Regions from separate parts of the Homo sapiens genome. Here all the other regions are linked to region 1. Evidence: read pairs that join two places in POLR2A ChIA-PET (ENCODE). Cell type or tissue: CD4-positive, alpha-beta T cell. All regions are shown on one strand. Each heading gives the region's core, and the rest is flanking DNA. Links, peaks and the distances in the headings are about the cores only.

Region 1 (6,155 bases), core at 754-4,753:
AACATGTTATATAATTATTCATGAGTGTTAATTTACCTTGAGCAAAACTATTCTTTATAAAATTGGAGACTAATATGCTACAACGCACGTTTTGGAAGCACTTATTAGAGACTGTGTATTACGTGAAACAAAAATAGTGGTTCTCAACTGTGAGTCCTAATAATTGTGAGAATTTAGGTAAGTCATTTAACTGCTTTGTGACTCAGTTTCCTCATCAGTAAAATGGGGATAATAATAGTACCTATTTCATAATGTTGTGAAGGGATTATGTGCCTTTATACATGTAATATATTTAGTTAAATGCCTGAAGGAGGAAGGACCTAGAGACTGAGAGGCTTATCAACCAAATGCAATATATGTGGACCAAGAGACATGTCCATCAAATACAATATGTAGACCTTTTGAGGGATCCTGATTAAAACAAAGCAACTGGAAAAAATATTATGAGACAACTGGTAAAATTCCAATACTGAGGGCGATATCAAACAATTATTGTATACTTTAGGTGCTAATGGAATTACCATTTTATGAATATTTATGAATACTAAAGTATTTAGACATGAAATGCCTGAAATTTGCTTCAAAATAATCAAGTAATGGGGGAGAGGAGTACAGATGATAGATGAAAGATTGAACGAATGTTGCTTTTTACAACAGTTTTTTTAAAATGCTATTCTCTGGGCCAGACGTGGTGGCTCATGCCTGTAATCCCAGCACTTTGGGAGGCCAAGGCAGGTGGATCACCTGAGGTCAGGAGTTCAAGACCACCCTGACCAACATGGAGAAACCCCGTCTCTACAAAAATATGAAAATTAGTTGGGCATGATAGCAGGTGCCTGCAATCCCAGCTACTCGGGAGGCTGAGGCAGGAGAATTGCTTGAACCCGGGAGGCGGAGGTTGCAGTGAGCTGAGATCGTGCCATTGCACTCCAGCCTGAGTGACAGAATGAGACTGTCTCAAAAAAAAAAAAATCTTATTTTCTCTACTTTTGTGTGTGTTTGAATTATTACAAGATAAACAATTTTTTAAAAAGTACTGTTTAGCCGAGCGTGGTGGTTCACACCTGTAATCCCAACACTGGGAGTCTGAGGCGGGCGGATCACGAGGTCAGGAGTTCGAGACTAGCCTGGCCAATATGGTGATACCCCTGTCTTCACTAAAAATGCAAAAATTAGTCGGGTGTGGCGGCACGCACCTGTAGCTCCAGCTACTCGGGTGGCTGAGGAAGAAGAATCGCTTGAGCCTGGGAGGCAGAGGTTGCAGTAAGCCAAGATCGCGCTACTGCACTCCAGCCTGGGCGACAGATCGGAGACTCCATCTCAAAAAATAAAAATTAAATTTAAAGTACTGTTTAAAAATGCTGGAACATAGCTAGGACTATGTTTACTATTATTATATGCTTTGTATGTGTAATACTACCTAATGTCTGTTTACACCTTTCAGATTACAATGTTTTCATTTACACTAGGTCTTTTAGGATTGACACTAAACCTACGAGGTGGGGAAATGTTATTCCCATTTACAAATGAGACAACTGAACCACAGCCAAGACCGCATCTCCACTCTTCCAGATTCCTGGGGACCTGTGATCAACGGAGTAGGGGGTAGCCTGCCGCCACTAGACACAGAGTTCTGACCTCTTTTAATGACTCTAGTCAGGTCTATTAGAGAGAAACTAAACCAACATAGAAACGATTCATTTAGTAATATTTATCAGACAAAATATGAGCTTACATTTGCACCATCAGAAAAATTCTAACTGCTACTTTAAAAGATAATGGGGTCACCATTGACTCTATGGGAATTGAAAAAATAAAAAGTAATGGGGGGAATAGAACGCAAGATATTAAATCATAAAGGTGAAGTTATCTGTATAGTTTGTATTTCCTTTACATAACTGTTTATTATTTACAGTTTTCTACGTTAACTTTCCTTTTTTTTTTTTTTTTTTTTTTGAGACGGAGTTTTCGCTCTTGTCGCCCAGGCTGGAGTGCGGTGGCACGATCTCGACTCACTGCAAGCTCCGCCTCCCGGGTTCACGCCATTCTCCTGCCTCAGCCTCCCGAGTAGCTGGGACTACAGGCGCCTGCCACCACGCCCGGCTAATTTTTTGTATTTTTAGTAGAGACGGGTTTTCACCGTGTTAGCCAGGGTGGTCTCGATCTCCTGACCTCGTGATCCGCCCGTCTTGGCCTCCCAAAGTGCTGGGATTACAGGCGTGAGCCACCGCGCCCAGCTTTTCTACGTTATTTTTCTATCCTCTTCCCAGCCTGTTTGATTTCCACTCCCCTAAAAATTAGACTGGAGCCAGGGAACAAGAGATGAAAAACTGGGAGGCGAGGTTGGGAAGCAGGGGCCGGCACATCCCAGCGGTAGAGGCCCAGCAGCCCAACATTCCTGTTCCACCTTAAGAAGCTTTCGCCTCTGCCCAAGACGAGCAAGCACTCGGCTCCTCCCACCCCCGTGTCAGCTCCGGCCCGGGAACGTGGGCTAGGCAGGAAAGACGCACTGAATGGAAAGGTTGGCGCCAGAGGCAGCAGGTCTCTCCTGCCCCCTACTCCACCGGCGCGGGGAGGAGCGTGTGAAGCACGGGCCATTGGGGTTGGGTTCCTTTCTGGAGGACCTCAGGGATAAGGACACGTCCTACTGAAACTGGGGGCCGGGTACGTGGGCCATGGGGCCCATCTTGGGGTGGGGTCTTGGGGAGACAGAACTGGCACAGGAGATACACAGCACGCCGCGATCGTTAGCAAAAGTCGTAAGTTTCCCTCGTTCCGGACGCACCTCTTCAAATCATTTCCAAAAGAGGTGGCAAGTTTTCCATCCTCCGCCCCAATTCTTCATCTTCCTCTTAATTGGCTGGGGTTCGGGTAGGCCCGGCCCAAGATCGCTTGTTGATTGGCTGCGTTGGTAATCTATCACAGGATGACGCACGCGAGGGGTGGTATTTGGGGGAGGAAGTGAGGATTATTTTGGTACCTCCTACCCCAACTACTGATTGGCTGAGATTTGCAGTGATGTAAAACAAGACATAAAAATGTCCACTAAAGGGAAGGGTCTGTTTGCCATTCTCTCTGGGCCGGGGGGACTCTGTTAATGTAGAGAAGGACCAAACTGATTGAAACACGGAAATGAGTTTAGAAAGGAACTGAAGGAAAACGAGGGAAATCCGCGACACCTTCGTTGCCTTCAAACAAGGTCATTTCCTGCACGGGATCGATGGTTTCCTGTTTACTGCCTCCGAAGTCTGCGTGTACACTGGCTTTCTGGAATCTGCATGATAATTAAATTCTTATGAGCCTTTGGTCCCAGACTTCCCATTTGTTTACGTTACATAAGAGAATGAATGACACGGAGGAAAGGAAAAGGGTTTCACCCTGCCTTTAGACAAGGACAGGGAAAACTAAGTTTCTCTAATATTAGAAAGCTGAAGACTGACCCTGGATCACAGTATTCAAGCAGTTGGGTTAGAAACCATTCGTATAATAGTTGGAGAGAGTAGATGCAGGTGAAAAGAACTGTAAAGATTTCTCTGAATGAAGGGCATTAATCACATACAGAAGCCTTCCTCGTTAGAGAACTACATCTTTTTTTATTTTTTTTATTCATTTTTTTTCTTTAGACAGGGTCTCGGTCCATCACCCAGGCTGAAGCGTGATTTCGGCTCACTGCACTCTCCGGGATTCAAACGATTCTCCTGCCTCAGACTCCCGAGTAGCTGGGACTACAGGCGCCCGCCACCACGCCCAGCTAATGTTTTTTGTATTTTTAGTAGAGACGGGGTTTCACCATGTTGGCCAGGCTGGTCTCGAACTTCTGACCTCAAATGATCCGCCCACCGCAGCCTTCCAAAATGTTGGGATTACAGGCGTGAGCCACCGCGCCTTGCTGAGAACTACATCTTATCTCTGGTGCCCGGCAGTGTCGGATACATAGTAGGTAGTCAACTGATGATGTGAACCAAACCAGAGGGAGAAGACTTTTATAAAGTACACTGCTGGGCACGGTGGCTCACGCCTGTAATCCTAGCACTTTGAGAGGCCAAGGCGGGCGGATCACCTGAGGTCAGGATTTCGAGACCAGCCTGTCCAACATGGTGAAACCCAGTCTCTGCTAAAAAATGCAAAAATTAGCCGGAAATCGCTTAAACTAGGGAGGCGAGGTTGCGGTGAGCCGAGATGTTGCCACTGCATTCCAGCCTGGGCAACACAGCGAGACTCCGTCTCATAAATAAAAAAATAATGCTGGAAAAATCCTAAAAATGCGAGACTTGAAGTAGATCTGCTTCACAAACCTACCTGAGATGCTACTTCACAAACCTACCTGAGATGCTACTTCCATGAGAAAATGCTGTTTTCCTCCTAACACCTTGAGGCCTTTAAAATTTGAAAGCAGATTTCCCCTCAACCTACCTTCCTGGAAAAATTGAAAAGATAGGTGGGATTAGTGAAAAGATGTCCTCTACATTCAGTGAATGGAACATAAAGTGTTTATCCTACAATCTGAGGCAAGAGACTAGGAAGAAATTATTTGAGAGCTTGAGAGGTATCATCTATACTATGTTAGTTATGGAATCATTTGCTTCCTTAGCATGATGTACACTTTTTTTCTAGTCCGGAGTTTTTCTTTCCTTTTTTTTTTAAGACAGAGTCTTGCTCTGTCTGGAGTGCAGTGGCGTGATCTTGGCTCACTGCAACCTCTGCCTCCTGGCTTCAAGCGATTCTCCTGCCTCAGCCTCCCAAGTAGCTGGGACTACAGGTATGCCACCACACCCAACTAATTTTTTTGTATCTTTAGTAGAGGCGGGTGTTCACCATGTTGGCCAGGATAGTCTCGATCTCTTGACCTCGTGATCCACCCTCCTCGGCCTCCCAAAGTGCTGGGATAACAGGCATGAACCCCTGCACCCAGCCTAGTCCAGAGTTTTTCTTATACTTAGAGCTCAGCGATGCTTTAACATTGTCTAAAAACTGCTCTAAACTTGAGGACAAGAATTTCCCTTTCATATTATAACTATCCCTACCACAAGACTCTGCGGGGGCTATTGGTCAAGATTCTGCAACGGTATTTTCTGCTTATCAAAAGAGATCCTATCTTACGATTCTCTAGGGTCTTCTAGGTCAGGTGGTTTACAAAAGAGTATATACAATACTGGCTCTTTAGTATCATTGTGGCGATAGTTTAGGAACAAGGAAAGGAGCAGGAGGCAGCTATATTTGCAATAACAAAAATGCCATGGAAAAATTATTACTGGGCTGTAAATAATTCTGGCATAATAAAGTGTATATTACCTATGCCAAAAGAGAGGGGAGATGTTAATATTTTCAAGAATTGTGTTTGAGGGAAAAGTGCCCTTTGTTCCTAGTGATATTAAATAAATCATGAAAAACATACAAAAAATTATTTTTAGGCTAATAATTCATACACTTACAGCACTGTCACTTTCCCCCTGATGATGGGCAATAAGCAAAAGCAGAAATTTTTTTTAGCAAGGGGAACCTAGAGCCCAACACCAAGTCTGAAGAAGGAAAGAACTGGTATTGTCCTAACCATAGATCTAAGCCCTCCAATTTGTAAAGGGGTGGTACCTTGATTGGTAAGAACATGACATACTGAGTTACATAGAACCTGAGGCCTTAGAAAAATCCTCAATTCATGATTCCTCCTGAAGCCTGGCTGCCTGCCCTTCTTAAACAATAGTAATCATGAGTTTCTTTCATCCCTGGAAGCCCAAGAAACAAACACCAGGCCTCAAAAGACCAGGGATGAAAGCACTGGGTTGCATTGCCTTTGGCATTTATGGAAAGAAGAAAAAGAAGAAAAGGGCAGTGGGCTACTGCTCAATCAGGTATTAGATCTGTCAGGGCTGGCTGCAGTAACTAGAAACCACTTAAGTAGGAAAGGCTTTAATACTGGGGCTTAATGTGCTTACAAAATCGTTGGAAGTACTGGAGAAAGGGGGTTTCTGCTGTATATCAGAAATGGCTCCAAGAATGAGGCTGCTAAATTCACCCACCAGGAAAGCTTTAGAAAGATGAGAAATCAAGACTGTATTGCTGCAGCTGTTGAGTTCAGGAACACATGCCCCTGTACTGACATGAGTATGGAAAGAAAAAAAATTAAAAATAAAGAAAAAAAGGAGAACTTACTGCCC
Region 2 (6,155 bases), core at 1,390-5,389, 160 kb after region 1:
GGGCCTTGCTCTGGATTAGGCTTTGGCTTAAGAAAATGTTTAGTGGTCTATCTAGACCACTAAAACTTTCTCCATATCAGCAATACATCTGTTTCACTTTCTTTTCTTTTTTTTTTTTTTTTTTGAGACAGAGTCTTGGTCTGTCACCCAGGCTGGAGTGCAGTGGTGCAATCTCAGCTCACTGCAGCCTCTGCCCACTGGGTTCCAGCGATTCTCCTGCCACAGCCTCCTGGGTAGCTGGGATTAGCTGGGTACAAGCGCACGCCACCATGCCTGGCTAATTTTTGTATTTTTGGTAGAGACAGGGTTTTGCCATGTTGGCCAGGATGGTCTCGAACTCCTGACCTCAGATGATCCACCCGCCTCGGCCTCCCAAAGTGTTGGGATTACAGGCGTGAGCTACCATGCCCGGCCCCTGTCACACTTTCAGTGTGTTCACTGGAGTAGCACTTTTAATTTTCCTCAAGAACTTTTCCTTGGTATTTATAGCTTGGCTAACTGTTTGGTGCAACAGGCCTTGCTTTTGGCTTCTCTTGGCTTTTGACATGCCTTTATCACTAATCTTAATCATTTCTAGCTTTTGATTTAAAGTGAGATATGTTTGACTCTTTCACTTGAATTCTTAGATGCCATTTAGGGTTTTTAATTGGCCTAATTTTCAATATTATTGTCTCAGGAAATAGGGAGGCCTGAGAAGAGAGAGAAGGAGAGAGAAATGGGGAATGGCCAGTTAGTGGAGCAGTCAGAATGCATACAGTATTTATTAATTAGATTTATTGTCTTTTTTTATTTTTATTTTCATTTTTTTTTTTGAGACAGAGTCTCACTCTGCCGCCCAGGCTGGAGTGCAGTGGCACGATCTCGGCTCACTGTAACCTCCGCCTCCCAGGTTCAAGAGATTCTCCTGCTTCAGCCTCCCGAGTAGCTGGGACTACAGGCATGTGCCACCACGCCCGGCGAATATTTTGTGTTTTTAGTAGAGATGGGGTTCCACCATGTTAGCCAGGATGGTCTCGATCTCCTGACCTCGTGATCCGCCCACCTTGGCCTCCCAAAGTGCTGGGATTACAGGTGGGAGCCACCGTGCCCAGCCTGCCTGGCTAATTTTTGTATATTCATTGTCTTATATAGGTATGGTTCATGCCAAAACAATGACAATAGTAATATCAAAGATCACTGATCACAGATCACTATAACAGATATAATAATAACGAAATGTTTGAAATATTACAAGAATTACCAGAATGTGGCACAGAGACTCAAAGTGAGCTCATGCTGTTGGAAAAATGAGGCCAATAGACTTGCTTAACATAGGATTGCCACAAACCTTCAATTTGTAAAAAAGCGCAATAGGAGCAAAATGCAATAAAGCGAGATATACCTGTAGTGTGGTCAGGGAAGGCCTCTTTACGGTAAATTTGAGCAGAAACCAGAGTGACATAAAGAGCCGGCCATGAGGAGATCTGAAGAAAGAGTGTTTCAGATAGAGGGAAAGGCATATGAAAATACCCTAAGAGTATGGAGGCTTATCTGATTAGAGCCTGGGTCGGCTGACTCTTTTTGTGCAGATAGAGGCTTTGTGGGCCATAGCGGCTCAGTCACCACTACAGCTACTCAGTTCCAACGTCATAGCATTTAAGCAGCCACGTTCATTACATAAACAAGTGAGCATGCCTGTGTTATAGTAAAAGAGACTTAACAGTAAAAGCTCAGCCGGGCACGGTGGCTCACGCCTGTAATCCCAACACTTTGGGAGGCCGAGGCCGGCGGATGATGAGGTCCGGAGATCGAGACCATCCTGGCTAACATGGTGAAACCCCGTCTCTACTAAAAATACAAAAAATTAGCCAGGCATGGTGGTGCGCACCTGCAGTCCCAGCTAGTTGGAAGGCTGAGGCAGGAGAATGGCTTCAATCCGGGAGGCGGAGGTTGCAGTGAGCTGAGATTGCACCACTGCACTCAGCCTGGGCGACAGAGCGAGACTCCATCTCAAACAACAATAACAACAACAACAAAAGACGTTAAAAGCTCAAACCACAAGAGGAAAAATTGATAAATTTGGGCTTATCAAAATGAAAAGCTTTTGCTCTGCAAAAGGCCCCATGTATATGGTGAAAAGATAGGCTACATTCAGAGAAGATATTTGCAAACCACATATCCCAAAGGATTTGTTTCTAGAGAATGTAAAGCACTCTCAAAATTCAGCAGTAAGCTGTAATCAAAACAATGTGGTGGCCGGGCGCGGGGGCTGACACCTGTAATCCCAGCACTTTGTGAGGCCGAGGCGTGCAGATCACGAGGTTAGGAGATCAAGACCATCCTGGCTACCACAGTGAAACCCTGGCTCTACTAAAAAACACAAAAAATTAGCCAGGCATGGTGGCACATGCCTGTAGTGCCAGCTACTCGGGAGGCTGACGCGGGAGAATCGCTTGAACCCGGGTGGTGGAGGTTGCAGTGAGCCAAGATCATGCCACTGCACCCCAGCCTGGGCAACAGTGAGACTCCGTCTCAAAAAAAAAAAAGAAAAAAAGAAAAAAAAGGAAGATGGTTGATATAGGGAGATAAGTTTTCATCTGAAATAAAAGGAAGTTAGGCTTTTGGCTTCCAAAGCCAAAAGATGTGGCTCACAGGTTTCTCCATAAACAGTATGTTTGTCATTTAGTTTATATGTCAATGAATTGAATGAGCTATGTCCGTATTCCAAGGTTTATTTTTTATTTTTTTTTAAGATGGAGTCACTCTGTCACCCAGGCGGGAGTGCAGTGGCACAATCTCAGCTCACTGCAACCTCTGTGTCCTGGGTTCATTCTCCTGCCTCAGCCTCCCAGGTAGCTGGGACTACAGGCATGCACCAGCACACCCAGCTAATTTTTTTGTATTTTTAATAGAGATGGAGTTTCACAATGGTGGCCATGTGTCTGGAATTGGTGGGTTCTTGGTCTCACTGACTTCAAGAATGAAGCCGCACACCCTCGCAGTGAGTGTTACAGCCCTTAAAGTGGTGCGTCTGGAGTCCCTCCCTTCTGATGTTCAGATGCGTTCGGAGTGTTTTCCTTCTGGTGGGTTCGTGGTCTTGCTGGCTCAGGAGTGAAGCTGCAGACTTCCGCCGTGAGTGTCGCAGCTCTTAAGGCAGCGCGTCAGGAGTCGTTCGTTCCTTCCGGTGGCCTCGTAGTCTCGCTGGGCTCAAAAATGAAGCTGCAGACCTTTGCGGTGAGAGTTACAGCTCATAAAAGCAACGTGGACATAAAAAGTGAGCAGTAGCAAGATTTATTGCAAAGAGTGAAACAACAAAGCTTCAACAGTTTGAAAGGACACCCAAGCTGGTTGCCAATGCGGGCTTGGGCAGCCTGCTTTTATTCTCTTATCTGGCCCCACCCACATCCTGCTGATTGGTAGAGCCGAGTGGCCTGTTTTGTCAGGGGGCTGATTGGTGCGTTTACAATCCCTGAGCCAGATACAAATGTTCTCCACGTGCCCATCAGATTAGTTAGATACAGAGTTTCCACACACAGATTCTCCAAGGCCCCACCAGAGCAGCTAGATAAAGAGTGTCAATTGGTGCACTCACAAACCTTGAGCTAAACACAGGGTGCTGACTGGTGTATTTACAAACCTTGAGCTAGATACAGAGTGCCGATTGGTGTATTTACAATCCCTGAGCTAGACATAAAGGTTCTCCAAGTGCCCACCAGACTCAGGAGCCCAGCTGGCTTCACCTAGTGGATCACGCACCGGTGCTGCAGGTGGAGCTGCCTGCCAGTCCCGCGCCATGTGCTCGCATTCCTTAGCTCTTGGGTGGTCGATGGGACTGGGCGCCGTGGAGCAGGGGGCGGCATTCGTCGGGGAGGCTCGTCCGCACAGGAGGCCACAGAGGGGGTGGGAAGGCTCAGGCATGGCGGGCTGCAGGTCCCGAGCCCTGCCCCGTGGGAAGGCAGCTAAGGCCCGGCGAGAAATCGAGCGCAGCGCCGGTGGGCTGGCACTGCTGGGGGACCCTGTCTCGGCCTTCCAAAGTGCTGGTATTACAGACATGTGCCACCGCATGCAGTTTGGTGTCTTCTTTTTTTTTTTTTTTTTTTTTTTTGAGAGACAAGTCTGGCTCTGTAGCCCAGGCTGGAGTGCAGTGGCGTGATCTCGGCTCACTGCAACCTCCGCCTCCTGGGTTCAAGCAATTCTGCTGCCTCAGCCACCTGAGTAGCTGGGATTACAGGCATGCGCGACCATGCCCAGATAATTTTTGTATTTTTAGTAGAGACGGGGTTTCACCATGTTGGTCAAGCTGGTCTCAAACTCCTCACCTCGTGATCCACCTGACTTGGCCTCCCAAAGTGCTGGGATTGCAGACCTGAGTCACCACACTGGCCTTTGTTTTTGTTTTTTTTTTTTTGAAATGGAGTCTCGCTCTGTCGCCCAGGCTGGAGTGCAGTGGCGTAATCTCAGCTCATTGCAACCTCTGCCTCCCGGGTTCCAGCATTTCTCCTGCGTCAGCCTCCCGAGTAGGTGGGATTGCAGGTGTGCGCCACCATACCTGGCTAATTTTTGTATTTTTAGTATAGATGGGGATTCACCATGTTGGCCAGGCTGGTCTGGAATTCCTGACCTCAGGAGATCTGCTGCCTCAGCCCCTCAAAGTGCTGGGATTACAAGGGTGAGCCTCCGCGCATGGCCTGTTTTTTTTCAGTTAAAGTTTACAAAGCTTTTATGTATGGTTTGTATGGTTTTCGGGACAAGTGAAGGGCTGAAACTTAGTTGTGCGGTTTTGTGGGATAAGTAGAGGCTGAAATACAGCCTGCAATCCACTGGCCAGGCTCTCCTCCTCATCCAGAGGAAGGGGCACATTTTTTCTTTACACAAGAGTACCGTTCCTAGAAAACCTGCTTTTTCCCAAAAGGGCACCTTTGCCTAATTTGCACAAAAGCAATGGAAAAGCTAGCAGTGGTACTGAAAGCATGTATACCAGATAATAGACAGCAGAAATTAATCCCTGGAAGCTACTTAAACATAAAAAAATTTTCTTAGATGTCAACTTAAAAATGTGTAGGGGAAATACATAGTTTTTGAAAATTATTATGGGGAATAAACAAGCCTCCCCCCCACCAAAAAAAAGACTATTGCTCCAAACTCTCTTCCAATGTTGCTCTGGTGCCTTTTCCTCACCTTGCACTACAGATCTTCACATCTCCCCTCTCTCTTTGGTTCTTCCTTTTGGCTGCTTCTTTCTTTAAACAACTGATAATTAATTTATGAAAACAGTTGATGCCGGGCGAGGTGGCTCACGCCTGTAATCCCAGCACTTTGAGAGACCGAGGTGGGTGGATCACTTGTGGTCTGGAGTTTGAGACCAGCCCGACCAACATGGAGAAACCCCGTCTCTACTAAAAATAAAAAATTAGCTGGGCATGGTGGTGCATGCCTCTAATCCTAGCTACTCGGGAGGCTGAGGCAGGAGAATCGCTTGAACCCAGGAGGCAGAGGTTGCAGTGAGCTGAGATTGCGCCATTGCACTTCAGCCTGGGCCACAAGAGTGAAACTCTGTCTCAGGAAAAAAAAAAAAAGTTGACAAGTAAGTGCAGTGGGGAGCAGCCTCAATTCCTGACTCAATACTGATGGAAACAATCTGTTTAACAACCTCAGAAGGACTGTGTGAGGCAGTGAGTCATCTGTGGATTCTCATCTGGAAATGATCCCAAATCCCAGAACCCTCACCATAAGGCGTTTTTCTTGCAGTGATTTATGGAGTCTTGGCATTCCAACTGGTCCTTCATGCTGGGATTCTTTTCCTTTGTGCCTCTGATCCAATCAGCGCACACCTTCTCCAAGGATTTCCCGCTGTGGCTGGTTGGGGTAATCCTCATTCAGTGAATTATCACCTCTGGTTCCAAGAGTGTATTTCCGGAGTTTTGTAAAGCCTAGGGCAGCGTGGCTATCCTGACCAACTAGTTCCTAAAGGAATGGCCAGGAGGACATGGCTGTCCCTCCAAGAGCCCCCTACTACTTTTTAGACCTCATTATACTCTCGCCCTGAGGCAATTTCCTTTCCTTTTATCTTCTGCCTGATATTTTCCCTAAATGTTCCCAAATTTATCCTCTTCTCTGAGGGCTTTGCTTCTTCAGGCCTAACTAAATACACAATCCACAAGCCACTGATCTCACCT
Region 3 (6,155 bases), core at 1,313-5,312, 66 kb after region 1:
ATTTTTAGTAGAGATGGGGTTTCCCCATGTTGGCCAGGCTGGTCTCGAACTCCTGATCTCAGGTTATCCACCCGCCTCAGCCTCTCCAAGTGCTGGGATTACAAGTGTGAGCCACCGCACCCCGCCCTAATCTCAGCCTTTTTATATCTTCTTGGTAGGCCCACTTTTTGGCATCCCCTAACAAGAAGTCCTCAGAGATTTTTACTACTCAACATGTGTGCGTCCCACTCAGATGTATTGTGTTCTTTCTGTTCACCCTCTACTTCCCATTCCATTTCTTCCTCTGACTTAGGGTTAGAATGGCCCAATGATCCTACAACTTTTTGATGCTATTTCATTTGATTCCTCTACTGTCTAAATCACAAGTTGGCTAACTTTACTTACTGTAAGGGATCAGATAGCAAATAGTTTAGGCCTTGTGGGCCATTCAATCTGTCATAACTACCCACTCTGACCATATGTAGTGCAAAAGCAGCCCTTGACAATATATAAATGAATGAACGTGAATGTATTTCAATAAAGCTTTACTTGTGGACACTGAAATTTGAATTTTATATCATTTTCACAAGCCACAAAATAATTATTTTGATTCCCCCCCACCCTCAATCATTTAAAAATGCAAAAATCATTCTTAGTTTATGTGTGGTGATAGACAGGTGTTGGGCTTGATTTGGACCCAGTGCCATAGTTTCAGACCCCTGGTTTAACTGAACTGAAAGGTAATCAGCTCTGCAAAGCCATTATTACTGAAGGAGACTCCCCCTTTTTTCCCTTTGACGTTTCTTCTTTGCAGACAGAACACTGATAAGTAGCAAGAGCTTTCCTTCCCTTATCCAGCCTCCCTGCCTGGCATCCTCAACTTCCTTTCACCTTCTCTCTAGAGCCTAAGAATAGAATCTTTACTAAACTCGCGGGGGAGAATGTCTCCCTTTTCCTACAACCCTTGAACAGCCACTTATCGTCAGTCTCCAGATGTCTTGCACCCAGGACACATGCTTCCTGTTTATGACAAGCTGCCTAAGAAGGGGCAAGAACAGGCTCCATTTCTAGGCGTAAAAGGGTAGGATAGACGTGGATGGAGAAAGAGTGGCTATCCCGGATTCTTTTTTCTTTTCTTTTTTTTGAGGCGGAGTCTCGCTTTGTCGTCCAGTCTGCAGTGCAGTGGCGGTGCGACGTCGGCTCACTGCAACCTCCGCCTCCCGGGTTCAAGCGATTCTCCTGCCTCAGCCTCCTGAGTAGCTGGGACTACAAGCGCGCACCACCACACCCGGCTAATTTTTGTATTTTTAGTAGAGAAGGCGTTTCACCATATTGGCCAGGCTGATCTCGGACTCTTGACCTCGTGATCCGCCCACCTCGAACTCCCAAAGTGGTGGGATTACAGGCGTGAGCCACCGCGCCCGGCCCCGGATTCTTTCTTCTTAACATACATTGGATATATTTCTCTTAATCTACAACAATGTAGTATACTATAGTATAGTATGGACAACTAGTTCTGCCCCAAACTGTGGGTCCTTGAGCAAATTACTTAGAGATTTCTTGGTGTAAATGAGGATGACAATAGCAAATTTTAAATATTGTTATGAATTATAAATGAGGTAACAGAAGAAACTGACAGTTTGATTTATCAAGTACCTATTTCTACCACTACAGAGACGAATGTTTCTGTGATGATTTGATTAAGCTCCTCACATCTACTTCGAGTATGTTTGGAAAGTCTAAATTTAGATCGTTAAGAAGAATGGTGGTGGGGGTGGGGCGGAGGCTCGGTGGCTCACACCTATAATCCCAGCACTTTGGGAGGCTGAGGCAGGTGGATCACCTGAGGTCGGGAGTTTGAGACCAGCCTGACCAACATGGAGAAACCCCATCTCTACTAAAAATACAAAATTAGCTGGGCGTGGTGGTGCACGCCTGTAATCCCAGCTGCTCGGGAGGCTGAGGCAGGAGAATCCCTTGAACCCAGGAGGTGGAGGTTGCAGTGAGCTGAGATTGCACCATTGCACTCCAGCCTGAGCGACAGAGCAAGGCTCTGTCTCGAGAACAACAACAAAAAAGAAATAAAACGTAAAAATGAATACATAGCCTCATCCCAGTAGAATTTAAATTCTATGCAAACAGGAAATGGAGTTCTCCTACCACACCATAGTATCCTCAGAATATAAACTGGGTTTGGCAACATAGTAGATCTGTATAAATAAACGAACCCAGACTTATATCCCCTTGTGGATTTTTCAGGCCATTTGTCTTTCTTATTCACTCTTGTTGTCACTACGTTAGTCTGCTGCTGTTTATTAATAGTATCTAGGGGAAGAAGGCCAGAGAATATCAAGGTAAGGTCCACAGCCTTTAAAGGGCCACTTGTCAGGGTATAAGATTTCATGGGTTATCTCTTAATTTTGAATTTCATTTTTTAAAAATTATAAACTTGCTTATTTTCCATTAGCTTAAAGCAGCCACTTACATGTAATTGGAATTAAGCTGGATTTTAAAATTTACCTGGGGTTCGCTCACGCCTGTAATCCTAGCACGTTGGGAGGCCAGGGTGGATCAGTTGAGCCCAGGAGTTCGAGACCACCCTGGGCAACATGGTGAAGCCTTGTCACTACAAATGATACAAACATTAGCTGGACATGGTGGCATGTGCTTATAGTCTCCGCTACTCAGGAGGCTGAGGCAGGAGGATCACTTGGGCCCAGCAGGTCGAGGCTGCAGTGAGCTGAGATCGTGACACTGCACTCCAGCCAGCTCCTTTTTGCAACAGAGAAAGACCCTGTCTCCAAAAAATAAATAAAGAAAATAAATAAATCTACATGGAATCTAGTTTTTGAATATTGTGGTTGTAATCAAAGCAACTTCCCATGTCCGAACACTTAAACAGTTACAGGATTATAGGGTCAGGCCACTGAAGTCAACACTTGTTGCACACATTTTAAAAACAGGTAGAGTATTGCTGCAATAAATTTGCATTGAATCATGCAAGAAGTACTCGAGATTTTGCACTCCCATGAGATTGTGCACATCCATGCCAAACAGACCAAGAACCAAAGAGGATGAAGGAAAACAGGACGCTGAGGGAGATAAAGATGTTGTCGTATCGCTCGGTGGCATCAACAGGAGGATAAATTCCATAGGAGGAGAAGAGAAACAGAAGAACAAAGAAGGGACCAGAGTATTTGATCCGCTTTGAGTGATGGAGCTTGTCGCTCCGGAGATTCAAGATGATCTGCAACTCACGTCTGCACTTGCTTACGCAGCCTTTTACAAAAGCAAGACGCCAGCAGGCGGGGCTAACCTACAGGGTAGATACAGACAGGAAGAAATTCTTTGGTTTCTGGGCCCGCCTCATCCAAATATTTCTGTAACTGCCCTATTCAGCTGGGAGGCTAAAAATAAGAGGTCAACAGCTTGTGTTATTTGTAAGAAAAATGCATAAATTAGGGAAGACGGGTTTTTTTTGTTTTTTTTTTTCTTTGAGACAGAGTCTCGCTCTGTCGCCCAGGCTGGAGTGCAATGGCGCAATCTCGGCTCACTACAAGCTCCGCCTCCCGGGTTCATGCTATTCTCCTGCCTCAGCCTCCCGAGTAGCTGGGACTACAGGAGCCCGTCACCATGCCCGGCTAATTTTTTTGTGTTTTTAGTAGAGACGGGGTTTCACCATGTTAGCCAGGATGGTCTCGATCTCCTGACCTTGTGATCCGCCCGCCTTGGCCTCCCAAAGTGCTGGGATTACAGGCGTGAGCCACCGCGCCCGGCCGGGAAGCTGATTTTTCACTACACAGAAAGATTGTGTGGCACTTGTAAATGAAGTATGTATAGTAGAATATGCATCAGGTCATAGAATTACTACAAGTATAATAGCTAGAAAACTGTATAGTATGTAACAGCCACTGAATGTTAAAAATGTGTTAAATGCCTGTGGTGTCAAATGTATGGAAAAGGAAAATACACGAGTCTTTTTCACTTAAGAGAGCTTTGCCGCTGCTACTTCACATCTCTTCCTCTTCAAGTTGCTAAAGGCAAATGCTAAAATATTACAGTGACCCCTTATACAAGTGAGGGTGAAGAGTTTTTGTCTCTTCAGACTATGGCATGTTCTGAGGATTGTAGTGCTATTTTGCTTAAGTACCTTAATCAGGCACTAATGTTACCTGCCCTTTCTCTTAACTTCCCCTTGCCTGAAAGGAATTGGGGCCTCAGGCTTGAAAGGAGCTTGCTCTTTGTGATTCCACCAGGAGCCGTCCCTAAAAGTGGGAGGAGAACCTCTGTTGCAAGCAGACCACACCTGCTGTTTCCACACTAAGGCTCCTCTGCAGTGGCTTCCTCCCCACTTCCTACCACATTCAATGCCCGGAGGCCAATCTGGCTGTATTCTGAGTCTTGTACTCCTTTTTGAGACTGTGATAAGAGAGTTTGCACCTCACCGCCCCTCAAGAGTACACTAAAATACATTTGCATTCACTTTCGGGGGTATTTGCCTAGTCTATGTTATTTTTTCTTTCTTTTTTTGGGGGGGTGGGGGTGGCAGATAAAGAGGGAACAGGGTTTGACTCTGCTCCCCAGGCTGGAGGGTAGTGGCTCACTGCAGCCTCAAACTCCTGGGTTCAGGGATCCTGCCTACTCAGCCTCCGGTGTAGCTGGAACTACAGGCATGGCACCACCACACCTGGCTCATTTTTAAAGTTTTTTTGTAGAGATGAAGTCTTGCTATGTTCCCCAGGCTGGTCTCAAACTCCTGACCTCAAGCCATCCTCCCATCTCAGCCTCCTAAAGCAAGGTAATTATAGGCATAAAGCACCACACCTCCTAGCCCATTTTAGAACCCCATTTGATAAACAGCATCCTGGGGCTTCAGTAGTCTTTTTCCTCCTAGAGAACTCGGTGAATCTTTTCCAGGGAGTTAGGCTCTGCTGCACTGGAGGGTTACCAAAGTTAGGGAGAAGCCCTGTTAAAAGAATGTAGACCTTTAATTATGAAACACTGTATTGAAAAGTATCCATAGGTCAGGCACAGTGGCTCGAGCCTGTAATCCCAACACTTTGGGAGGCCGAGGTGGTTGGATTGATCACTTGAGGTTGAGGTCAGGAGTTTGAGACCAGCCTGGCCAACATGATAAAACCCTGTCTCTACTAAAAATACAAAAATTAGCCAGGCGTGGTGGTGGGCATCTGTAATCCAGGAGAATCACTGGAATCCGGGAGGTGGAGGTTGCTGTGAGCTGAGATCACGCCATTGCCTGGGTGACAGAGCGAAACTCTGTCTCAAAAGAAATTAAAAAAAAAAAAAGTGCCCATAGATTGCCATGTGCTTCTGGTTTTGAAAGCGTAGATGTGAGTCAGCTAAGCACTTCAGTCATCATGTAGCTGTTTTCCTGTGAGTGGGGGGAGGGGGGTGGTAGCCTGGTGATAGTGTCCCACTAATAGCTACACAGAGAAAGAAGGACATTTATAGCTTTAGAGCACTGCTAGAGAAAAGTTAAGGAACTCAAAGAACTGTCTTCACTTCATGCAAGCAATTATCTGTGTTGCTTATATATTGGCACTTGTATAGAAGAACACTTTTCCCGCTTCTCGGCCTTTTGGCTAAGATCAAGTGAAGATGACTTTTAAAACCCTTGTCTTGTCTGTGATCCTGCAATCACCCTCCTTGGTACTTACACCAATGAGTTGAAATCATGCATCTACATGAAAACCTGCAAACGAATGTTTAGAGCAGTTTTATTCATAGTTGCTAAAACTTACTAAGATGTCCTTCAGTAGGTGAAGGGATAAACTGTGGTGCATCCAAATAATGGAATATTATCCAGTGATAAAAAGAAGTGAGCAATGAAAAGACATAGAGGAACTTTCAATGAATATCACTAAGTGAAATAAGCCAATCTGGAAAGGCTACATAATGTATGACTCCAACTGTATGACATTCTGGAAAAGGTAAAACTATGCAAAAACAGCAAAAAGATCAGTGATTGCCAGGGGTTGGAGGAGTAAGGAAGGGAGGTGGAACATGGGATTTTTAGGGCAGTAAAGCTGTTCTGTATGATATCATACATTTATCAAACCCATAGAATATACAACACAAAGAATGAACCCAAATATAAACTATGGACTTCAGGTAATAATAATGTATCAATATTAGCTCCTCAATTATTAATATAA
Region 4 (6,155 bases), core at 1,003-5,002, 56 kb after region 1:
ATACATTGAGCAAATGACAGGAATGTTTATAATAGCTCAAAACTGGAAACAATAACGCGTACATCAGTGGGAGAATAGATAAATAAATGTTGGCATAGCCAAAGGTGGAATACTACTCAGCAGTAAGAAGGAATGAACTACCAACACCACCACATAGTACTCATAGACACTATGCTCAGTGAAAAAAACATCTGAGCACAAAAGAGTACATACTGTATGGTTCCATTTAAAGGTCACGAACAACAAAATTCATTGATGATGACAGAAGTGAAAATTGTGATTTCTAGCTGGGAGTGGTGGCTTATACCTGTAATCCCAGCTGCTCGGGAGGCTGAGGCAGGAGAATGGCTTCAACCCGGGAGGCGGAGGTTGCAGTGAGCTGAGATCACACCAGTGCACTCCGGCCTGGGTGGACAGAGCAAGACTCCATCTCGAAAAATAAAAAAAAAAAATCTTGGTTTCTTCTGGCAAGGGCGGCTGTAGACTTGAACCGGCACAAGGAGCCTTTTTGAGGAGCAAGAAATGTTAAAGAATCTAGATTTTGCCAGGCTCGGTGGCTCATGTCTGTAATCCCAGCACTTTGGAGGCCAAGGAGCGGGGGGCGGGGGGGTGGATCACCTGAGGTTAGGAGTTCCAGACCAGCCTGACTAACATGGAGAAACCCCATCTCTGCTAAAAAATACAAAATTAGCCGGGCATGGTGGCGCGTGCCTGTAATCCCAGCTACGCAGGAGGCTGAGGCAGGACAATCACTTTAACTCGGGAGTTGGAGGTTATGGTGAGCCAATGGCGCCATGCACTCCAGCCTGGGCGACAGTGCAAGACTCCCATCTCAAAAAAAAAAAAAAAAATTAGCTGGGCATGGTGGTGCAAAAAAAAAATCTAGATCTTGATCCGGTTAATGTTTATGCCTGTGAATACAGATATAAATATTCACCCAACTGTAAACTCCAGATTAGTGCATTTTTATCTGCTTTATTGCATGTGCCCTTCAGTAAAGTAGAAAAAAATAAAAGACAAAAATAAAGGAAGGAAGAACTCACCCTCAATTCTATCACCACTAGAAAACAATGTTTTTTTTTTCTTGAAATGTTTGCATTCTAACCGCCCCAGCACTAAGAAGAGGTTCAGTTTTGTAATTGGAACGTCTGATGAGCATCTGATGAGTGGATCTAGAGGTTATCCCCTCATGTCGAGTTGATGATGATATTTCAGCTTCTAGACTTGAGCAAGATGACAGCAAAGGGAAGCGGAAACCCTGGGTCACTGGTTCAGGAAGACGGCCAGGTTTACATCAACGTTGCAACAAATCTGGTGGCTTTTTTTTTCGTTTCGTGTTGCTGTTTCTTTTCTTCCTCTTCATCTTTGGGTCCGTTTGCTACTTTTCTTGGATTGATTTTCCACTCTACCCCACTACACAACGTACTCTTTGGGGAGGAGGGGGGTCTTTACATTTTCTTCCACTCTCCGACTTTCCCATATTTTCTCATGTGTCTCAGTGAATTCAATGGTATGTGCTAACATTTTCTTTTATGAGTCTATTCCAGGGGCTCACATCCTGTCCCCTGCCCGAGGAGCCTTCCAGTAGCCTTTACAGCCGCATTCTCAGGCTTTCATCCACTCTTTTTGAAACAGCGCCTGTGACATTCCCACTCATTACAGCGTGCCCCTCCCATGCCTCCAGGAAATTCTCTGTTTTCCCACCGGTTTTCTACTCAGCAGCTATTCTCAGTCTAATGCGCTTCATTCACCGTCAGCCTTCCTCAGGAAGACATAAAAAAAGGGTGAAAAAGAACATTTATTTCTCAGGAAGGATTGGTCAGCTGACTAAGTTGTCTGAGGGTCTAAAAAGATGAGGGGGTAACTCAAAGCATAAATGCTTGAGGAGATGGATACCCCATTCTCCATGAGGTGATTATTTTACATTGCATGCTTGCATTAAAACATCATGGACCCCATAAATATATACACCTACTACATACTCACAAAAAAATTTTTTTAATTGTTTTTAAAGGGGAAGGGGAAGGATTAGCAGAAATACTATAGGTGAAGGGGAAACAAAAGTATGTGTCTTATTGTATGCGCCTTCCCTTTTACATTGAGTTGCTCTAGTTTCCCGGTTGTTTCTGTTTCCGTAGTGTTTGGTTCATACGTGGTACTTACGTAAATATTTCACCAACATATGAAAAAGTGAATGCGTGAGGGAGAAAACCTGTAAGTCGTGATTGAAAAATGACAGGCTAACTGCCCAAGATTCAGGATGCTGAGCTTTCTAAGATGATGAAAATTTCTGTGCGGATTGGGGTAGTGGCAACACTGGTGTGTGTGTGTGTGTGTGAGAGAGAGAGAGAGAGAGAAAAGTCGTCCACCTGCACACCTAAAAGGTTTGAATTGTATTGTGTACATTTTATACATAAAATTGACTTTAAAAAAGACTCAGCGTGCTGCTCGGGCATAATGAAGGGAGAGAGTTTGTAAACATAGGAGGCTGTGTGGAAGCGTGAAATGTGAAACGTGGAGTGTACGTGGGAAAGAAGAGCAATAAAAGGACCTGCAGCTAAAGAGGCAACGTGGTCGGGTGAGAGGAGGGGATGGGGATGGAAACTCACACAGCTGAGTGGGGCTAAAAGGGACGTTTGAGGATTACTGGCCTAGCACAAAACATCTGCCCTTAAGGCGAAACCCTCTTAAAACCTTTGGCGGCTTTCCAGAGAAGACGCCGATTCCTGAAAATTGCAAGGCTCTCCGGCGGGCTGGGAGTGGGAGGCGCTCCCGGTGTCCCCCAGCATGTGGGAGTCGGCGGGACCTGAGCCCCGCCTTCCTGCAGCGGCCGGGACGTGCCGTGTGGCACGCTACCCGCCGCGCGCGCATCCTGTCCCCCGCCCTCGGAATCCCAGCACGGGGGCCGAGCCCCGAGCTACATTCCTCCTCCTCCTTCTTCGCCACCCAAAGACTCACGCATACACACATTTTTCTTTCGTATCTGCTGTCTCAGCCTCCCTCGGGCCAATTTGGGTAAATGCGTCCAAGAGGAAGAAATAAAAATGAAAAGACTGACAGTTTAAAAGCATGTGGAGGGCTTAGAAGATAAAGACGAGTGCAAGAAAGGGAGAGCGCGGCCGGCCGCGGTGTCTCACGCCTGTCATCCTAGCACTTTGGGAGGCCGAAGAGATCGGATCACTTGAGGTCCGGAGTTCAAATCCAGCCTGGCCAACATGGTGAAACCCCGTCTCTACTAAAAATACAAAAAAATTAGCCGGACCTGGTGGCGGGCGTCTGTAATGCCAGCTACTCGGGAGGCTGAGGCGGGAGAATCGCTTGAACCCGGGAGGCGGAGGTTGCAGTGAGCCGAGATCGCGCCACTGCATTCCAGCCTGGGCAACAGACTGAGACCCTGCCTCAAAAGAAAAAAAGAAAAAAAAAAAAGGAGAGCGCGTACTGTTGCGGAAGGGGCACTGCTCGAGAAACAGAGACGAAGGGATGATTTTCAAGTAATCAAGACACCGAGAAAGACAAGATTGGGGATGGAAGAGCAGTAAGAATTAATGGAGACGTCCAAGAATTGTAGTTCGGGCGCGGTGGCTCATGCCTGTAATCCCAGCACTTTGGGAGGCTGAGGTTAGTGGATCACCTGAGGTCAGGAGTTCGAGACCAGCCTGTCCAAATGGCGAAACCCCATCTCTACTAAAAAATACAAAAATTAGCCGAGCATGGTGGCGCACGCCTGTAATCCCAGCTACTGGGGAAGCTGAGTCAGGAGAATAGCTTGAACCTGGGAGGTGGGAGGTGGAGGTTGCAGTTAACCGAGCCACTGCATTTCAGGTTAGGTGACAGAGTGAGGCTATGTCTCCAAAAAAAAAAAAAAAAAAAAAAAAAAGAAGAAGAAGAAAAGCAAATGGGTAGTTTGTTTTGCATGCTTCTTGCCAGGCAGAAAAGGTGCTTGAGAGGAGAAAGAAGTGGAAAACTGGAAAGGGGGGGAATCTAAATCAAGGACTTTATTTTCCTTACTGTTGAGTTGTAAATACAGTCCTCCTTTGACATTTATCTTCCCCTTTTTCTATGGTTTAAAAACAGGTGATTTGGCTGGGCATGGTGGCTCACACCTGTAATCCCAGCAGTTTGGGAGGCCAAGGCAGGCGGATCACTTGAGATTACGAGTTCAAAGACCAGCTTGGTCAACATGGTGAAACCCTGTCTCTACTAAAAATACAAAAATTAGCTGGGTGTGGTGGCAGGCACCTGTAGTCCCAGCTACTCGGGAGTCTAAGGCAGGAGAATCGCTTAAACCCAGGAGGTGGAGGTTGCAGTGAGCCGAGATCGCACCATTGCACTCCAGCCTGGGAGACAGAGTGAGACTCCGTCTCAAAAGCAAAACAAAACAAACAAAAAACAACGTGATTTATATATCATGGCGTTGTATTTATGTATTATGTAGTTTTTTTTCTTTTGACACAGGGTCTCACCCTGTTGCCCAGACTGGAGTGTAGCAGAGCGATCACGGCTTCACTGCAGCCTCAGACTCCTGGGTTGAAACAACCCTCCCACCTTCCTGAATACCAGCTATTGTCCCAGCTTCCTGAATACCTGGGACAATAGTTGGGACTATGGGCACAACTGTCTTGGGACTAAATTTGTATTTTATTTTATTTTATTTTTATTTTTTAGAGACGGAGTTTCGCTCTTATTGCCCAGGCTGGAGTGCAGTGGCGCGATCTAGGTTTACTGCAACCTACGCCTCCCGGGTTCAATCGATTATCCTGCCTCAGACTCCGGAGTCGCTGGGATTGCAGGCATGCACAACCACTCCTGGCTAATTTTTTTTTTTTTTTTTTTTTTTTTTGAGACGGAATCTTGCTCTGTTGCCCAGGCTGGAGTGCAGTGGCACCATCTCGGCTCACTGCAGCCTCCGCCTCCCGGGTTCAACCGATTCTCCTGCCTCACCCTCCCAAGCAGCTGGGACTACAGGCGCGTGCCAGCACGCCCAGATAATTTTTTTTTGTATTTTTAGTGGAGACGGGGTTTCACCATATTGGCCAGGCTGGTCTCAAACTTCTGACCTCGTAATCCACCCGCCTCAGCCTCCCAAAGTGCTGGGATTACAAGCGTGAGCCACGGTGCCTGGCGGCTAATTTTGTGTTTTTAGTAGAGATGGGGTTTCTCCATGTTGGTCAGGCTGTTTTGGAATTCCCGACCTCAGGTGATCGGCCCGCCTTGGCCTCCGAAAGTGCTGAGATTACAGGCGTGAGCCACCGCGGCCAGCCTGTATTTTATTTTTTGTAGAATCAGTGTTGCGCTAGGTTGCTCAGGCTGGCCTCTAACATCTAGGCTCAAGGGATCCTTCCTGCCTCTGCCTTCAGAGTAGCTAGAATTACAGACACACATCACCATGCCCAGCTTTGTTTGCTTGTTTTGAGATAGGATTGGCTGGTTTTGAACTCATGGACTCAAGCTATCCTCCTGCCTCAGCCTTCCAAAGCGGTAGGATTACAGGTGTGGACCACCGCTCCCAGCCTGTATTTTATTTTTTATGCACTTGGTAGTGCCCCTTCATGACACTTAACATAAACTTTCAGCCAGGAACAGTGGTTCCCACCTGTAATCTTTGCCCAGGTGGGAGGATTGCTTGAGCCTACAAGTTTGAGACTAGCTTGGGCAATATAGTGAGACGCCAATCTCTATCTTTAAAAAACTAAAACATTAGTCCGGGCGCAGTGGCTCACGCCTATAATTTCAGTACTTTGGAGGCCGAGGCGGGTGGATCACCTGTGAGGTCAGGAGTTTGAGACCAGCCTGGCCAACAAGATGAAACCCCGTCTCTACTAAAAATACAAAAATTAGCCAGGCGTGGTGGTGGGCATCTGTAATCCCAGCTACTCGGGAGGCTGAGGCAGGAGAATCACTGGAATCCAGGAGGTGGAAGTTGCTGTGAGCCGAGATCGCACCATTGCACTCTAGCCTGGGTGACAGAGCAAGACTCTGTCTCAAAAAAAAAATTTTTTTTCTAATAAATTTTAAAAAAACAAAACATTAAATAGGCTGGGCCTGGTGGCTCAAGCCTCTAATCTCAGCACTTTGGGAGGCTGAGATGGAAGGATCACTTGAGCTCAAGAACTCGAGTCCAGCCTGGACGATGTATCAAGACCTCATCTCTACAA
Region 5 (6,155 bases), core at 703-4,702, 62 kb before region 1:
CAGGAGGAAAAGAGATACTGCCCATTCATGTGAGAAGCAGCATTCCTATAAGCATTCAGCCTCGTAACTAAGGACAAGCTTCACTCACTTGAAGTGATCCTGCAAGGAGACATTAAAGTCGAAGGCATCTCCCCGATCTGTGAAGCCAATGCCAATGAAAGCACTGCGCCCTGTGGAAAACGTAGGAAGACTCGACTAGGAAGTATCCTCTATGGCAGGAGCCCCCAACCCCCGGCACCAGTCTGTGGCCTGTTAGAAACCAGGCCATGCAGCAGGAGGTGAGTTGCACACGAGAGAGCAAAGCTTCATTGTATTTACAGCCGCTCCCCGTCACTTGCATGACCACCTGAGCTCCGCCTCCTGTCAGATCAGTGGCAGCATTAGATTCTCAGAGGGGTGTGAACCCTACTGTGAACTGCACATGTGAGGGATCTAGGTTATGAGCTCCCTATGAGAATCTGATGCCTGATGATCTGTCACTGTCTCCCATCACCCCCGTCTAGTTGCAGGAAAACAAGCCCAAGGCTCCCGCTGATTCTACATTATAGTGAGTTGTATAATTATTTCATTATACATTACAATGTAATAATAATAGAAATAAAGTGTACAATAAATGTGATGCACTTGAATCATCCTGAAACCATCCCCTAATGCCGGTCTGTGGAAAACTGTCTTCCACAAAACGGGTCCCTGGTGCCAAAAAGGTTGAGGACTGCTGCTCTATGGCAAATTTTGCCCAATGAAAATATAACAGTCACCCTAACTAGACAAAGTCTGAATGTGAAATATCTTCTCATAGACCAAGAGTCGATAAACTACATAGAGCCCATGGGCTTTATCCTGCCATAGCCTGGTTTTGTAGAAGAAGTTTCATGGAACATAGTGGTATCAATGTGTTTACATATTTTCTACAGTGATTTCACACTACAACAGCAAAACTGAGTAGTTGCAACAGAGGCCACCTGACCTGCAAAACCTAAAACATTTATTATTTGTCTGTTTGCCAACCTCTGTTATAGACCATGGAGAAAAGAGTAAGAATGACTGCCCCACACGTAAGATGATTCAAGATAGTCCCACCAAAAACTACCACGAACAATAAACGGGCAAAAAGTGTTCATTCTTTTTTTTTTTTTTGAGATGGAGTTTTGCTCTTGTTGCCCAGGCTGGAGTGCAATGGCGTGATCTCGGCAACCTCCACTTCCCCAATTCAAGTGATTCTCCTGTCTCAGCCACCCGAGTAGCCGGGATTACAGGCACCTGCCACCACGCCTGGCTAATTTTTTATTTTCAGTAGCGACAGGGTTTCATCATATTGGTCAGGCTGGCCTCAAACTCCTGACCTCAGGTGATCCACCCACCTCGGCCTCCTAAAGTGCCAAATGTGTTAATTCATTTGTTAGATATGTGTTTTTCATTTATTTAAGTCTACATATGAATTACCACATCTTGAACTCGTGCTTATCTATTACAAATAACATGTTAATACTTTTCCTTTAGCAACTAGAGCAACTTTAGAGAAAGGGAAGAAAAAATGAAGTAAACCAAAGAAAGATAAATGCAATCGGAAACACTTTTCATGGCTGTGCATTCACCTGTTTTCCTAACTTCGTTCCACTCAAAATCCCAGTTCTCTTACCAGTACCATCCTGGATCCGGATTACAAAGTAGCGGCTAGAATCTGTCACCGTCTCCACAGCAATACCAGGATATTGTTCTACTGGTGCCTGAGCAAAGAGCTCCCCTGACAGATAAGAGAAAGACTTTTTTGAGTAAAGCAAGCCAAAATCCAGAACCCCAATTAACAAGTAGTATTTCCATTCCAGTCCCCAAATTGAAGGTACTTATAAAAGCACACCAAATTAATATTCTTAATGTTAGAGGGTCACCCGCAAAGATTACCTGAAACTTTATCCTCGAGTTTGATATAGGCAGTCTTCCCTTTTGAAGTGATTCGGAGGCGACCAGTCCAATCAGGCTGGTCTAATTTCCAGTCAGAGGCCCTAGGACAGGAAAAGAGGAAGCCTCAGGCACATGTCCTTAATTTACTAACGCCCACCCACAATCTTTGACTGTATTTCTATTTCCCTATCCTGGATTGCCTATTCTTTCTACCTATTAATCAACAAGAATAATTCATGATCTATTTAGATGCCTCATGTTACATACAGTCCAAAGCAAGTAAAAGACAATGCTACTACTTGAGGACTTTGGAGTCCAATAAGCATCATTAAAAAGATGGAAAAGCACGAATAAAAGCAATAAAAAATAAAATTCTGGCCGAGCATGGTGGCTCAAGCCTGTAATCCCAGCACTTTGGGAGGCCAAGGTGGGTGGATCACTTGAGGTCAGGAGTTTGAGACCAGTCTGGCCAACACGGTGAAACCCCGTCTTCTAAAAATACAAAAATTAGCTGGTTATGGTGGCGTGCGCCTGAAATCCCTTGGGAGGCTGAGGCAGAATCAACTGAACCTGGGAGGTGGAGGCTGCAGTGAGCCGAGACTGCGCCACCGCTCTCCAGCCTGGGCGACAGAACGAGACTTGGTCTCAAATAAAGAAATAAATAAAATTTCTCATAACGATGCTATTTTCAAACTATAGATGGTATACTAGATAACCATGCTTTACTAATCAGATAACAACAAAGTCTACTACATTAAATATCCTAGGTAATGGGAGCCCTCCCAAATCAGTAAATATACTATCTTTCACTGAATTCAATCAATATTTATACAGTACTTATTAGGACAGATGCATCACTGTTCCAGATGCTTAGGATACAACAGCAACCAAAACAAAGATTCCAACCCTCATGAGGCTTACATCCTAACAGAAGATAGAAAATAAAAAAGAAACATAATAAACAGCATAATTAGTATCTTAGAAAGTGGTGAGTTCTAAGGTAAAAAGAAAATGTAGAGGCAAATTAGGAAGATTAAGAAGACAGTGGGAGAATGAACAAGTTGTAGCATTCAAGAGGGTGGTTGGGGTAGGTCTCATTAAGGTGAAATGTGAGCTAGAATGTGAAGCAAGAGAGTTATCCATACAGATGTCTGGGGGAAAAGCATTCTAGACATAAGGAACAGCTAGCCCAAAGGTGCTACGGTGGGGGCATGCCTGGCATGTTTGAGAGACAACAAGGAAGCACTGTGGTTAGAACAGAGGAAGAGACAAGGTGGGAGAGGTAACAGACGGCCAGATCACGCAGGGCCTTGTGGGTCATAGTAACAACTTCAGCTTTCACTCTGAGTGAAAAAAGAGCTATTACAAATTTTAAGCAGAGGTGTGACATGATCTCCCTTATATTCTAAAAAGATTACTACATCTGCTGTCTGGAGAAAAGCTGTTGGGATAAGAGGACTGAAGCAGGGGGATTAGCTAAGAGACTACTGCAGTAATCTAGAAAAGTCACAATGGTAGCAGAAGTGGCTATATTCTGGATATATTTAGGGTAAAAGTAGCAGGATTTTCTAATGGATTAGATATGGGATAGAAGAGAAGGATATATTTAGGGTAAAAGCAGCAGGATTTTCTAATGGATTAGATAGGGGATAGAAGCCAAGGACAACTCCAAGGTGTTTAGCCTGAGCAAAGAGTTGCCAATTATTGAGATGAGAAGGAACACATCTAGGAAGAAGGATCAGGGATTCAGTTTTAAATATGCTGAGTTTGAGATGTCTAGTAGATTTTCAAGAGATGTAGAGTAGGCAGTAAAATATATGAGACGAGTTCAAGAAAGACATCTGGGCTGGAGATACAAACGGCCATGAAAACATCAGAAATTTATAAAACGTGTTATAATCAACTTGAACAACAACTAAGATTATTTATGATGAATTTTACAAAACATTGTATTTGTGATTTGTTTTGCCAGGAGTATGGAAAACAGATTAGCAAAGTAAAAGTTATTAATAATTCATCTTCTAAGAAACCAAAGACTAATACTTAAAGACTAAAAAAGCAACCACAAGGTATATTTGAACAAGAATGAGTTTAACAAGATGAGAGGTAAAAAGCTGAAAGGAGGAAAATGAAAGTGAAAATTAGCACAGGTTTTGAACAGGATCTGTAAAATAAGTCCTTCCCATTCTCTTCCCTCTTGATTCCCTGCCCTCAAAGACCCTCAAGTACCTAAATCTGATCCAGATTAGAGAGCTCTAAAGTTCCTCATCTATTATATTAATGAGTTATTACTTATTATAATCATGCCACCAAGAGCTCATGTAAATGGGCTATTAAAAATATTAGGAACAGCCAGGCACCGTGGCTCACGCCTATAACCAGCACTTTGGGAGGCCAAGGCAGGAGGACTGCCTGAGCCTAAGAATTTGAGGTTGCAGTGAGCTATGATCGCCCCACTGCACTCCAGCCTGAGCAACAGGGTGAGACCCTGTCTCTAAAAAAAAAAAAAAAAAATTAGGAACAAGTCTATTAAATGTGTTTTTCTTGGATGAGTTCCTTATTTCTCTTGTGTATCTAGTGTCCGATACTTAACAAATTCTGTAAGTAAATGGATATTCATGGCAGCAGATTCCCTCAGCCTTGAGCCTTAGTTCCTTTCCTACTCCAAGACCTAATCTAAAGAACTCTTGATTTTGCTTGTCCTCTGACAATACTTTTAACTTACCTTACAAATTTTCATTTACCTTAGTAATAAAACTTTATATATATATAAATAAAAAACCACTATGATGATTCACAGTAAGATTCCAAATGTACATCTTATTATGTCCTTATAGTAGATATGTGAAATAGGCATGAAAAGCCTGTCATACCTCTCTTTCTCTCTAAATGATGGAAAGGATAACACAGTAAGTAATAATGCCTAACTTTAAAGTCCATTATTCTTTCATTACACTGAAACGCATTATAGAGGTTAATATTGATTTAGCTAAGGGAAGAGGGTAGTGAAGAATTTTTTTTTAAAAAAAAATAGTTTTATAGGTTGGAAAACTGTTTTCTAACCATTTATTTATTTGTGTGTGTGTGTGTGTGTGTGTGTGTGTGTGTAATAGAGTCTCACTCTTCCACCCAGGCTGGAGTGCAATGGCGCGATCTTGGCTAACTGCAACCTCGGGTTCAAGCAATTCTCTTGCCTCAGCCTCCTGAGTAGCTGAGATTACAGGCACAGGCCACCATGCCCAGCTAATTTCTTTTGTATTTTTAGTAAAGACGGGGTTCCACCAAGTTGGCCAGGCTGGTCTCAAACTCCTGACTTCAGGAAATCCGCCCGCCTTGGCCTCCCCAAGTGCTGGGATTACAGGAGTGAGCCACCGCACCCAGATTGTTTTCTAAGCATTTGTAAGTTTCCTTTTTGTTTGTTTTGAGACGCAGTCCTGCTCTGTCGCCTAGGCTGGAGAGCAGTGGCATGATCTCAGCTCATTGCAACCTCCGCCTCCCGGGTTCAAACAATTCTACTGCCTCAGCCTCCCAGGTAGCTGGGACTACAGGTGTGCGCCACCACGGCTGGCTAAGTTTTTTGTATTTTTGTAGAGACGGGGTTTCACCATGTTGGCCAGGCTGGTCTGGAACTCCTGACCTTAAGTGATCCGTGCGCCTCGGCCTCCCAAAGTCCTGGGATTACAGATATGAGCCACCGCACTCAGCCTGATAAGTTTCTTGTCAACCCAAATTTTCCTTCCCATAGTCTAGAAGTCTGGTCAGTGAAAGTCTGGGAACGAACAGCTTACACTAGGTGAATTAAAATCAATTATTCTCTCTAATCTTACCAGTCACTCAAAGGAAAAATTCCTCCTGCTTTCTAAAAAGCCCAGTTTGTCCTTTAATGTCAGCCTAGAGAATAAATCCTGCTTATAATATAAAGTGGGTTCTGGTAAATAAGAAAGATTATGCAAACAAAAAGAAAACCAGCATTTATCAAGCATTTATTATGTGCCAGGCATTATGCCCATTCTCGTGAAAATTAAGTGAAAGGGCCAGGCGCAGTGGCTCATGCCTGTAATCCCAGCACTTTGGGAGGTTGAGGTGGGTGGATTGCCTGAGGCCAGGAGTTCAAGACCAGCCTGGCCAACATGGTGAAACCCCATCTCTACTAAAAATACAAAAAATTAGCCAAGCATGGCAGTGCACATCTGTAATCTCAACTACTCAGGAGGCTGAGGCACGAGAATCAGTTGAATCTGGGAGGCACAGAT

Evidence for each region. Peaks named below come from ENCODE experiments on the same cell type or tissue, not always from the same donor. Only the 100,000 strongest peaks of a DNase experiment are listed, where the experiment ranks them.
Region 2: POLR2A ChIA-PET joins it to region 1 with 11 read pairs; 9 of 35 experiments call an interaction of 5 or more read pairs at or near these places.
Region 3: POLR2A ChIA-PET joins it to region 1 with 39 read pairs; 13 of 35 experiments call an interaction of 5 or more read pairs at or near these places.
Region 4: POLR2A ChIA-PET joins it to region 1 with 24 read pairs; 13 of 35 experiments call an interaction of 5 or more read pairs at or near these places.
Region 5: POLR2A ChIA-PET joins it to region 1 with 12 read pairs; 16 of 35 experiments call an interaction of 5 or more read pairs at or near these places.

Annotation. Positions count from the first base shown.
Region 1 is chr12:8,023,479-8,029,633 of GRCh38, reverse strand. No RefSeq gene overlaps it. Among named protein-coding and RNA genes, the nearest start is that of FOXJ2, 6.2 kb to the left of the region's middle. RefSeq lists an enhancer at 2,629-2,818. In CD4-positive, alpha-beta T cell, for the core only: no CTCF peak of the experiment used is centred there; DNase peaks (open chromatin) are centred at 2,483 and 2,913; H3K4me3 peaks cover 1,975 bases; H3K27ac peaks cover 1,859 bases.
Region 2 is chr12:7,860,194-7,866,348 of GRCh38, reverse strand. All of the region lies in intron 2 of SLC2A14 (solute carrier family 2 member 14), which reads left to right. It also overlaps the pseudogene RPS20P29. Among named protein-coding and RNA genes, the nearest start is that of SLC2A14, 9.6 kb to the left of the region's middle. RefSeq lists enhancers at 2,219-2,720, 4,966-5,760, 5,761-6,155 and a silencer at 3,409-3,609. In CD4-positive, alpha-beta T cell, for the core only: no CTCF peak of the experiment used is centred there; a DNase peak (open chromatin) is centred at 3,098; H3K4me3 peaks cover 724 bases; H3K27ac peaks cover 509 bases.
Region 3 is chr12:7,958,002-7,964,156 of GRCh38, reverse strand. It overlaps LOC124902871 (a long non-coding RNA gene), which reads left to right. Exons shown (of 2, transcript XR_007063198.1): 2 at 1-543. Among named protein-coding and RNA genes, the nearest start is that of SLC2A3, 25 kb to the right of the region's middle. RefSeq lists cis regulatory regions at 3,114-3,448, 4,221-4,346 and an enhancer at 5,282-5,391. In CD4-positive, alpha-beta T cell, for the core only: CTCF peaks have their summits at 3,105 and 3,306; DNase peaks (open chromatin) are centred at 3,326 and 4,316; H3K4me3 peaks cover 2,058 bases; H3K27ac peaks cover 2,815 bases.
Region 4 is chr12:7,967,511-7,973,665 of GRCh38, reverse strand. No RefSeq gene overlaps it. Among named protein-coding and RNA genes, the nearest start is that of SLC2A3, 34 kb to the right of the region's middle. RefSeq lists enhancers at 2,176-2,889, 4,315-5,027, 5,028-5,740. In CD4-positive, alpha-beta T cell, for the core only: no CTCF peak of the experiment used is centred there; DNase peaks (open chromatin) are centred at 2,175 and 2,885; H3K4me3 peaks cover 2,083 bases; H3K27ac peaks cover 2,020 bases.
Region 5 is chr12:8,085,784-8,091,938 of GRCh38, reverse strand. It overlaps NECAP1 (NECAP endocytosis associated 1), which reads right to left. Exons shown (of 8, transcript NM_015509.4): 2 at 1,903-2,003; 3 at 1,640-1,744; 4 at 89-170. Among named protein-coding and RNA genes, the nearest start is that of NECAP1, 6.6 kb to the right of the region's middle. In CD4-positive, alpha-beta T cell, for the core only: no CTCF peak of the experiment used is centred there; a DNase peak (open chromatin) is centred at 3,158; H3K4me3 peaks cover 1,333 bases; H3K27ac peaks cover 2,050 bases.